2 separate regions of the Homo sapiens genome follow, and region 2 is linked to region 1. Evidence: chromatin loops called from intact Hi-C (ENCODE). Cell type or tissue: ovary. All regions are shown on one strand. Region 1 overlaps MINPP1 (multiple inositol-polyphosphate phosphatase 1). Region 2 has its middle 3.2 kb from the start of PAPSS2.

The links. A loop is a pair of places that touch in the nucleus more often than their neighbours do. Peaks named below come from ENCODE experiments on the same cell type or tissue, not always from the same donor. Only the 100,000 strongest peaks of a DNase experiment are listed, where the experiment ranks them.
Region 2: a loop joins it to region 1, with 4 times the contacts of the local background. A loop is called at or near these places in 40 of 110 quality-filtered maps.

The regions. Positions count from the first base shown.
Region 1 is chr10:87,532,739-87,535,238 of GRCh38, reverse strand. All of the region lies in intron 4 of MINPP1 (multiple inositol-polyphosphate phosphatase 1), which reads right to left. Among named protein-coding and RNA genes, the nearest start is that of MINPP1, 29 kb to the right of the region's middle. In ovary, a CTCF peak has its summit at 1,382; a DNase peak (open chromatin) is centred at 925; H3K27ac peaks cover 1,642 bases.
Region 2 is chr10:87,655,427-87,657,926 of GRCh38, reverse strand. No RefSeq gene overlaps it. Among named protein-coding and RNA genes, the nearest start is that of PAPSS2, 3.2 kb to the left of the region's middle. In ovary, a CTCF peak has its summit at 1,272 (motif pointing left); a DNase peak (open chromatin) is centred at 341; H3K27ac peaks cover 1,211 bases.

The DNA.
Region 1 (2,500 bases):
TTAGGAAACGCTGAACAAGGATTTGAGTTTTAATAATCCTATGCCAATGCAAATTCCATTACACTACAGTGTCAATGATTAAGGCTCACCTTACATCTTACATCCACACAGAAGCCATTTCCAACTACCATGAACTGCAGAGATGACTTACTTTCCCAAGCATCCTTTCGCTTTTGACTAAATTACTTTCTTAAGACATCTTCCTTACTAGACTGAGAGCCCCTTGGATGTAGCGGGTATAACTTCTTATCCATGTTTATGTATTCCCAATGCCTAGCATTGTGACCACACATTGTATGTGCTCAAAAACTGCTTGCTGAATTGAAATGAACTGAGCCTTTAGTTATGGAGCCATGAAATAATTTCCTAACCTCTTAGGTGGTAGAAGCATTTCTTCCATAGAATCTCTGACACAGTTATCCAGATTCAACTAGCATATTTCTAAAATAGGACACTTACTACTTCACAAAACAGCCTATTCTACTTATTTAACAGTTATTAAAAAGTTGTGGGGTTTTGTGTGTGTGAGGTTTCTTTTTTTAAAATAGTAACTGAAACAAGATTTGCCTTCCGGTTCTACTGTTGGGGTCAGCACAGAGTAGGTATACTCTCCAACTATGACAAGAATAGATATGACAACAGATTTAAGAGTGATTCTTACAAAACTGGATACAATTCAACAAGAATAGTTTTAAAAAAAAATGTACAAAGGTAAAATAATTGTGCAGAAATAATGAATAACTACTTAGTAGACCTACAATCTAGTGATAGTCAAAAAGTGTCTATTCAAAAGGCAGCTGGACATTTGAATATGAATTCAGAGTACAGCCAGGCTAGTTATATAAACTTTTACTTATTAATATTTAGCCAGTATGTGGCCGGGCACTGTGGCTCACCCCTGTAATCCTGTAATCCCAGCACTGTGGGAGGCCAAGGCAGGCAGACCACCTGAGGTTAGGAGTTCAAGACCAGCCTGGCCAACATGGCGAAACCCTGTCTCTCTACTAAAAATATAAAAATTAGCTGGGCATGGTGGCAGGTGCCTGTAATCCCAGCTACTTGGGAGGCTGAGGCATGAGAATCACTTGAACCTGGGAGGTAGAGGTTGCAGTGAGCCGAGACGATGTCACTGCACTCCAGCCTGGGGGATAGAGCGAGACTCTGTCTCCAAAAAAAAAAAAAAAAAAAAAAAAAAATATTTAGCCAGTATCTTTCAACACTACAGAGATTCCTAGCACTGAAAAGATTCCTGATACCCCTGGCTAAACTCCATGGAACTGTGACTTCAAAAAGTTGGCAAAAACACCTAGAATTGGCGTACATTTCTAAGAACTTTAAAGCAGCAAGTTTCCCCTGTTACAATGGGCTAATTGACCAAATAACTAAAATCACTTGGTGTCACTACACATTTATCTCAATGCTGCCATCTTACGTTAAAATATGGGACTACACAGCTTTAAAAAGCCATACCTTATAGACTATGAAATCTGAAAATATCAATGATTTGAAACCCAACAAAAAGGTAGAAAAAAAAGGTTAACACTGAGAGTTGAGGTATTTAGTAACAGTAAAAAATATTTTATAGTAATTAACTTAAAATGGAAGATCTCGAGGCAAGTAATTATAGACCCAAAATAAATCTTTGAGAAAACATGAAGTAACTTGTTGAAATCCTCGAATCTAAAAAGATTATATTAACAGATATATGGGGAAGGAGACAGTAAAATAAAATCTGGAGATACTTCATTTCTTCAGTGAATTCAATCTGCTTTTCTAATCACAGCTGCTTAAATAGAAATATCTGCTTAAATAGAAATATCTGCTTAAATTTGCTGGTTTTAACTTTAATCCCATTACTATAGTGATGGTGCAAAAAGGAAAATAAAAATCAAGTTCCTAATAAAATGCAAGGAGCTGAATTTCAAGGGCCGGTTATATTTAACTGAAAATTTAACAATTTGCAATCTTCCATTTTTTCCATGAAGTAAAACCATGCTATCAAAATTATGTTGAAAAAAAAATTCAGTGGCACTGAAGAATGTCCCTGATTTAATGTTAATATTAAAAAAAACCAATCTGTATACATACTAACATTCTAACAAGGGGTAGGGGTGGGATGGAGAAAGCAAAAATAGCCTGGGAACTTGGGAAAGTGAAAGTCATTTTGTCAGAAAATATGGATGTCAAAATACTCACTTATAAACTCTAATTCCAAATTTAAAAAAAGGATTTTAAGTCATGTACAAAAAAAAAAAAGGCTAATGTTTTGATAGAAGAGATCAGGAAAAACACAAAGATAAACATTCTATTAAAAGCTTATTATTCTACCACACTGGTGCCTGACTGTCAATGTGTGGAGAAAAGCAGTAAGTAGGAACTCTCTGTACTTTCTACTCAATTTTGCTGTGAACCTAAAATTACTTTTAAAAGTCCATTAGTTAAAAACAAACAAACAAAAAACAACTTACTTGCTCCTTGCTGAGCATATATTGATTTTCTT
Region 2 (2,500 bases), 120 kb before region 1:
TGCAGTGAGCCGAGATTGCGCCATTGCACTCCAGCCTGAGTAACAAGAGTGAAACTCCATCTCAAAAAAAAAAAAAGAAAAATAGCAATTTGCGTGATTGTTATTTTGTTTTTATATTGCATCTAAAAACAAAAAGCTGTCTTCTTGAAACAGGAAGTTAAGGACAAATACGTAAGCTACTTCCTGGAAAAGAAATATATGATTGTTTAGATCTGGGAGAGGTTGTGAGATCATTTGTCCAATTTCCCCATTCCTGTATTTTACATATGAGCAATGTAAAACTGGCGCTTAGGGAAGGGAGGGCATCTGACCGTAGTCACTAGTTAGGAGCAGAGCTGAGGCTTTAACGCAGGTCAGCCTGACTTCCCAAGTGCTCTGACCCCAAATGTCCTGCCCACTGAGTCACCCAACTTCCACGCCAACTATTTCAATACCCCATGATAACTGTAAACAGGACTGCTTATCTTGTTTTAGATTTCATTCATTCTCAAAAATTATTTTGGAATAGGCATTCTTTTACTGTGAAAATGGAGGCCTCAGTTCTTTTGGACTCAAGCTAGGCTGTTTATGACCCTTTGATGTCACAGATCACCAATTTAGTCGTGATTCAGCACAGCAGTTTACTAAAAAGCAAAACACTCTTTTTTTATTTTCTCAGGGTCTTTCCTTTTAAAGGCAATAGATTTCTTTTTCATCTCACTACCCTCTTGCTCTTAGGAGAGGACATTCCTTCTGAAAAGATATGAGCAACGAGAAACTTAATTTTCGGAGCCTATGATTCGGACATATAGGAACTGGGAGAAGACTCATTCAGGGGACAGAGGAAGGATTGAGGTCTTCTGCTTCATATAGACACAGAATCTGTAACTTCTTCAGTAGTGTTCCCTCCAAGACTTCCCTGAAAAACACCATAGATAACATTGTGCCAATTGATCATCCCTGATACTACTGATAACATTTACATGAAGGTTTCCCCTGTACCACCCCTTCTCCACCATCTCATTTTCATTTCTTCCTTCCAGAAGCTGTCTGCACTTGCATAACTTAATAAAATGGTGATTGCTAGTTGATCCTTATATTGTTTAGAAAAGATAGAATCAGTCAACTCCTCCAAATAAACAGGAGAAGGATATACAAAGAATGCCAGTGTTGGTGAGATGTTTATGCCACAGTTTCTCCAATGCATTTTAGGGGGGCTCATCATATTAGGGGCTCTAACGTGGAGGCAACACCACTGGGTGGTCATTACAAGGAATGTGACTATATTGCCCCCTCGTGGTTGTAATGCATAAATGCTGAACAAGACCTGAAACCCCCTAAACAAAAATAAGTGCAGCATTCCACTGGGTGAAGAGCACTTAGTGAAAATCTTTGAGGATCTGAACACTTTTCTCAGGCACAGGTACTACTTAGATGAGCAAGATGTGGTCCCTGTCTTCAAGAAACTCACAATCTATTGAAAGAGAAAGATACCCGACTCCCTTCCTGCCGCCCACTGGTTCCCCATCACTTCAATACATAATTGGTTGAACAGGTAAAGATGATACGTGCATGCCTTAGACATTTTATTTTGACTTAACACATACACGTCACTAATCTTTTGATATGGGGCCAAAGGCTTCTAATTGTGACATGAGTCTACTGATAGGAACTTCATAAACTACTTTCATTAGGCATCTTCAACAATTTCCAGGTTGGAATTTTATAAAGTGAAGTTAGAAATTAAGGGCACTTAAAAAAATCTGAAAGGAGATTCTTTCAAGATTACTACATACCCCTCCCCTATCCTGTCTGTAGTTTTGCCTATGGCTCATTCAAAAGTACGATTTCTAGCATCTTATCTTTCCAAAGCATCCATCTGTTTTCATAGAAAACACAACTCTTTCACTCATGTGCTATTCACTCAAGTGACATCTAGTTAAATTACTTAATTAAACTAACAAGTACGACTGGCAGAAATAGGTTTGAGAACAAACAATGGATCCCAGCAAACACGCAGCTTAGGTGAAGAAGTGTCTGGGCATTTCAGTGCATCCTCCTGTTGAAGAACATTGAGTTCACTGTGGGCATCAGTCATTGTTTTCTCTCAAAGAAACCCAGAATATGGATTAAACTGGTCAGTAAATTAAAGGAGATTGTGAGTGCACAAAGGAGGGACATCTAGTTCAACCTTGGGAGGAGAGTGGGGACTGATGTCAGATTTTCTTGGGGAAAGATCATATATGAACTGAGACTTTAAAAAATGGTAGGAGCCAGGCATGGTGGCTCAGGCCTGTAATCTCAGCACTTTGGGAGGCTGAGGCGGGTGGATCATTTGAGGTCAGGAGTTCAAGACCAGCCTGGCCAACACGGTGAAACCCCGTCTCTACAAAAAATACAAAAAAATTTTAAAAAAAGCCAGGCGTGGTGGTGCGCACCTGTAATCCCAGCTACTTGAAAGGCTGAGGCACGGGAATCACTTGAATCCAGAAGGCGGAGGTTGCAGTGAGCCAAGATTGTG